2 separate regions of the Homo sapiens genome follow, and region 2 is linked to region 1. Evidence: read pairs that join two places in POLR2A ChIA-PET (ENCODE). Cell type or tissue: PC-3. All regions are shown on one strand. Each heading gives the region's core, and the rest is flanking DNA. Links, peaks and the distances in the headings are about the cores only. Region 1 has its middle 59 kb from the start of NCOR2. Region 2 overlaps NCOR2 (nuclear receptor corepressor 2).

Region 1 (2,902 bases), core at 119-2,618:
TAGAGAAGGGGTTTCACTATGTTGGTCAAGCAGGTTTCGAACTCCTGACCTCGTGATCTGCCCGCCTCGGCCTCCCAAAGTGCTGGGATTACAGGTGTGAGCCACTGCGCCCGGCCGGTACGGTTCTTAAAACCTATAGAACCCTACAACTCCAAGAGTGACCCCCAATGTAAACTAGGGACTATAGTTCATAGTGCTGTGTCAATATTGATTCCTTAATTGTAACAAGTGTACCACACGAATGCAAGATATGAATAACAGGGGAAACTGTGTACCGGGTTGGGGGGGTGGGAATTGAGTGTGTGTGCATGTGGAATTCTCTATACTGTCTACTCAATTTTTCTGTAAACAAAAAACTGTATTTTAAAAAGTCTATTTATTATTTTTTAAAATACAAAAACAAAAGTAAAAACCATTCTTGGCCTGCAGGTCCTACAAACCAGGCAACAGGCCAGATCTGGCCCCGGGAGGCCTGTATTTTGCTGAGCCCTGTGCAAAGGGAAGGAAGCCAGGCCTAGAGAGTTCACAGCACAGGATTCCATCAAGAGCAAACTCCTGAAAAGACAAAGCACCCCTCACATTGTCAGGCCAATCGATTGGCTGGGAAAGCAGCTTTGGGATGAGGGAAGAGTCCTCTGTGTCGATGGGGGTGATGGCTGCATGATACAGTTTCATCAGAAGTCCCATGGCTGGGTGCGGTGGCTCATGCCTGTGATTTCAATGCCTTGGGAGCCTGAGGTGGGAGGATTGCGTTAGCCCAAAAGTTTGAGACCAGCCTGGGCAACACAGCAAGATCCCATCTCTAAAAAAAAAAAAAATTTAAATTAGCTGAGTATGGTGGTGCACATCTGCACTGCCAGCTGCTTGGGAGGCTGGGAGGCTGAGGCGGGAGGATTGCTTTAGCTGAGGCGTTCGAGGCTGCAGTGAGTTATGATGGTGTCACTGTACTCCAGCCTGGGCCACAGCGTGAGACCCTGTCTCTAAAAACATATGTACTTAAGATTTTTAAAAAAGTCTTTGAATTGTATATTTAAAATGTCTACACTTCATTAAAACATGTCACAGGCTCCCACCCAACCCCCTACCCTGCTCCCGCCGACCAATTGTCAGCTTCTGGAGGTCCTGAGGTGAGGGCTCTGCCTGTGCCTTCCAGAGGAGAACAGAGGAGAGCTGTGTGCCCATCTACTGAGTGCATGAAATGAAATGAAGCCAGCAGGGCGGGGTGGATGGAACGGGGCTGGACCAGGCTCCCCCAGAGATTTCTGAGCTGGAACTTGCTGGATGAGTCAGGCACGTCAGGAGCAGAAGAGGAAAGGGCCAGGGCAAAGGCTGGGCTGGAGGAAAGGGCTGTGGCTTTGAGGAAGCAGCTGGGTGTGCCCCGGGGTGGGAAGGTCAGCGGGGCCTGGGCCCCTGGGGGTGGGGCCGTGTGTGGTCACAGACCTATTGTATTTAGTATCCACCCTGCAGGCTGGCTCTTACCCGCTGGCTGCTCGAGGTGGTGGCCTCTGGCCCTTGGGGGGTGCCGAGGTCGGAGGGAGCAGCCTCCAAGTCCAGGAGACAGGCTTTGGGGCAACCTGACCCCAGTGAAGGACTTGTCCCCACCCATCCCAGAGGAGGAGGAGTGTGGAGGGCAGAAGTTTGCCAACCGAGGCAAGAGCGGGTTCAGAAGCTTTCTGTAAAGGAGGGCATTTGGATGACGTGTGGATTTCCTATTGCTGCTGAACAAATCACCACAAACATAGAGGCTTAAAGCAACACAATATTGTTATCTCCCCGTTCTGGAGGGCAGAAGGTCCCAGTGGAGCTTATGGAGATGAGGTCAGGGCACTGGCAGGGCTGGTTCCTTCTGGAGGGTCCAGAGGAGGCTTCATTCCTTTCCTCTTGCAACTTCTAGAGGCTGCCACACTCCTTGGCTGGTGGCGGAATTGCCCTGACCTCTGTTTCCACCATCTCTTCTTCTTCTCTTCCACCTTCTCCTACTCTAACCCTCCTGCCTCCCTCTTATAAGATCTTTGCGATGACAATGGGCCCCTTGATCATCCAAGATAATCTCCCTATCGCAAAATCCATAACTTCATCCCCTCTGCAGGAGCCCCTTCACCATGGATTGAATTGTATTTCCCACCCCAAACTCACATCCTAAAGCTCTCACGCCCCAGTATCTCACAATGGGACTGTATTCGAGGACCGAGTCTCTAAAGAGGTGATTAGGTTAAAATGGGTTCGTTAGGTTGAGCCCTAATCCAATAGGCCTGGTGTCCTTTTTTTTTTTTTGAGTCAAGGTCTCACTCCATGGCCCAGCCTGGAGTGCAGTGGCACCATCAGAACTCACTGCAGCCTTGAACTCCTGGGTTCAAGCAATCCTCCTACCTCAGCCTCCTGAATAGCTGGGGACTATAAGCACACACTACCACATCTAATTTTAAAAAAAAATTTAAAGAGATGGGATCTTGCTATGTTATCCAGGCTAGTCTTGAACTTTTGGGCTCAAGTGATCCTCCCACTTCAGCCTCCCAAAGTGCTGGGATTACAGGCATGTGCCATCATGCCCTGCTTTGATGTCCTTATAAGAAGAGGAGATTAGGGCATGGCCATACCCAGAAAAGCCCGTGTGAAGACACAGGGAGAAGACAGCCATCTGCAAGCCAAGGAGAGAGGCCTTGGAGTGAACCAACCCTGCTGACACCTTGATCTTAGACCTCTAGACTCAGAAGGCGTTTCGGTTGTTTAGCATTCCCCGCCTGCTCTAACCCCAACCCCTGTCTGCGGTGCTTTGTCACGGTGGCCCTGGCAGTGCACTGCACCGTGGATGGTAACATGTTCTCAGGTTCTGGGGAGTGGGATGTGGATATCTTTGCGGGGCTGTTAGTCTGCCTACCACAGGTGGGTTCTGTGAAGGTGA
Region 2 (2,902 bases), core at 272-2,771, 76 kb after region 1:
TTGTGCTTTCTTTATTCTTTTCTCTTCTTTAGTGGTTTTTTTTTTTGAGACAGGGTCTTGCTCTGTTGCCCAAGCTGGAGTCCAGCTCCATTCGCAGCTCACTGCAGCCTCGACCTCCCAGGCTCAAGCAATCCTCCCATCTCAGCCTCCTGAGTAGCTGGGACTACAGGCACATGTCACCATGCTCTGCCAGTTGTTTTGATTTTTAGTAGAGATGAGGTGTCATTATGTTGCCCGGGCTGGTCTTGAACTCCTGAGCTCAGGAGATCCTCCTGCCTTGGCCTCCCAGAGTGCTGTGGTTACAGGTGTGAGCCACTGCACCCAGCCCCTTTTTACTTTTTCTTTTTTTTTAATCCCTTAAGTCCAGCTGGAGTACCTGGTCCCAATGGTTGACCAGAAAATAAATAAGTCCCCAGCATGTCTCATGACAAGCCACAGTTGATTTCTCCCGGCTGGGTCTCCCATGTGGGCTCTTGGAGCCGCGGCCTTTCCCAAGGGGCGGGTGTTCCGGATTCTCAGAACAGCAGGGCACATGCTGCTGCCTTCCAGCTTATTAAAAAGAGGAAGAAAACGGCCCGCGCCTCCTTCCCCCAGGCCTCTGGGCCTGCATGCAGAAACCTGAAGCCTGCAATTAAGTGAAACTCGATCCTTAGTGGGGAGAGGTTCTCCTGGGCTGCTGGAAGAGACTCCAGGTCCCAGACCCCGAGGAGGACCACTGGCTTGTCACAGACTATGTGGGGTCTTGGGGGCAAAGAGGCGGCCAGGGGAGAGAGGAGAGAGGGAGACCAGGCCGGCCGAGCCTTAGCCCAGGACACCAGACTCGGGGCTGTAAGCTAAGGTGGCTTTTGTTAAAAGAGAAAAAAATGACAGGTGACTTTCAAGTCACGGGAGCCCCCTTCCTGGAGGCCACCGCCTCTCACTGGGGCCTGGGCTTTTCCACGAGCCTCTGTGTATCGCTGCACGGCCTGGGAACCTGCCTTGTCTGTGGACACGTGGATCTGTGCGCGCTGCTCTCCTGTTTGCTACTGGGGGAGCCGTATGACTGCTAGTTTTGTAGGTCAAAAGTGGTCGAGTATTGACAGCTTTGTATATAATTCAGTGCAGTCGTTTTCTCGGCTAGACAAGCGGCAGACCTGAGTGGTTCCAGACACTTTGTTCTCATGCACCTTATCACATGACTCTGCCTCAGTTTCCTAATATGTAAAATGAGGACCTAAGCAGTCCTCACCTTCTAGGGTTGTTTTGAGAATTAGAAGGGTAATAGACACAGCATCCAGAACCGTGGCATTAGCTATCATTATTTTTATCTGTATGATTACAGGTTTTCACCATGTGCTGGTGCAAACCAGCTTTGATCCAGTTGGCTAATTTTAACTTCTTGTAGTATTTTGTCATGGGGATGTGACGTGAGCTTGGTGTGTTTCCTGGAGAAAGCTACTTGGTGCTTGCCATGGGAAGGGGCTGCCGGGGACTTTCTAGAGAGCACCTCTGGGTGCCTGGGTGCCGTGGCCAGTGGATTTGCCAGCTCTGGGCTTCTCCTGGTGATGCCAGGGGTGCTCCACGGGGGCTTTGCTGGGTCAGCCCTCTCTCCATTGAGGTGTGGGCCCCCCTGCCAGGTCCTAGTGGAGCCACCCAGGGCCAGGCTGGGCATGTGGTTTGGCAGCTGCTTTACATAAAAGACTGTTTTTGGTTTTTGGAAGCAGAACAAATGTGTTCTCTATAAGCTGGAAAATCAGGAAGGAAAAGCTTGCACATAAAAAATACAACCACGTTCCTACCCCCCAGAGAGAGACTGCCAGCCTCCTGGCCAATGTAGTTTCTGATGAAAAGGAACAGAGCTGTCCTCCCCCCCGTTCACCATCCTCCCCCTGCCAGTGGCTGCTGGGGGAAGGAGCTATGAGATATACAGATTGTGGAGCCCCCACTCTAGACCCAGTAGGTTAGACTCCTGAAGGATGGGGCAGGTATTTGGCAGCTGGGGTGGGGCTGTGAGTCAGTGGGACCTGGGTTCAGGTCCCGCCTCTGCCTTCCTTCCATTAGGTGGGGCAGGAAGCCTTGCCTCTCTGAGCCCTGTGACCTCGTCTTCTTGAATGTGTCCTGCAGGGAGGCCCTGCACACAGTGGGTGCCCAACTGACACTCTCATGCATTTGGTAAGAACGGCAGGGTTCTCAGCCTGGGCACTGTTCGGGTTTTGGGGGTTGGGTCACTCTCTGTTGCAGGGGCTGCTCTGGGCAACACCCCTGCTTCCATCCACCAGACCCCAGTAGCACCTCAGCCCCCTTTGCTGCCGCCAGAAATGCCTCCAGACATTGCCTGCGGTCCTCTGGGGGTCACAGTCACTCCCGCCAGACCCCTGCGATACAGGATCTTAGAGAGGGACCTCAGGAGGGGAGAAAGGTCCTGCGAAGGAGTTTTCCTCGGAGCTTGCGCCCAGCATGTAGATTTTGTTCATTCACATACTTGCCATAAGTACCTAGCGTGTACTTCCCCTAGGCAGGCGTGACACTCTGCCCATCCACCCCTGCCTTCCCAGTGGGATAGGGTGGTGACTCAAGGCCCCGTTCCTGCCGCCCTCTCTCCCTCCGTGAAACGTGATAAGGTTATCTTGAGGGGTTGCTGGTGATACGGCGAGGCGCTCTGTCACCTTCAGGCGGGCTGTTTTCTTTCTGGGCCTCGGTTTCCCCATCTGGAGAAGGGTGTTCGTAATAGCATTTACCTCCTGGGTTGCAGTGGGGAGTCAGGAGTCACTGTGGCTGTGATGATGAGCCCATGATGTGTGACCGCTTCTGTCCTGGGGCTCCCTCAGCCCGCTGTGCCCCGGCGCTGGGGCAGAAGCCCTTGGTACCTTCTCTGTGCCTGGCCTCGCGGGTGGGGGTTTCTACTGCAGGGGGCTCAGTTGCC

The links. Peaks named below come from ENCODE experiments on the same cell type or tissue, not always from the same donor. Only the 100,000 strongest peaks of a DNase experiment are listed, where the experiment ranks them.
Region 2: POLR2A ChIA-PET joins it to region 1 with 7 read pairs; 6 of 35 experiments call an interaction of 5 or more read pairs at or near these places.

The regions. Positions count from the first base shown.
Region 1 is chr12:124,624,910-124,627,811 of GRCh38, reverse strand. No RefSeq gene overlaps it. Among named protein-coding and RNA genes, the nearest start is that of NCOR2, 59 kb to the right of the region's middle. In PC-3, for the core only: no CTCF peak of the experiment used is centred there; a DNase peak (open chromatin) is centred at 1,281.
Region 2 is chr12:124,549,463-124,552,364 of GRCh38, reverse strand. The region is part of intron 1 of NCOR2 (nuclear receptor corepressor 2); the gene reads left to right. Among named protein-coding and RNA genes, the nearest start is that of NCOR2, 17 kb to the left of the region's middle. RefSeq lists enhancers at 408-702, 286-1,104 and a silencer at 888-1,182. In PC-3, for the core only: no CTCF peak of the experiment used is centred there; no DNase peak of the experiment used is centred there.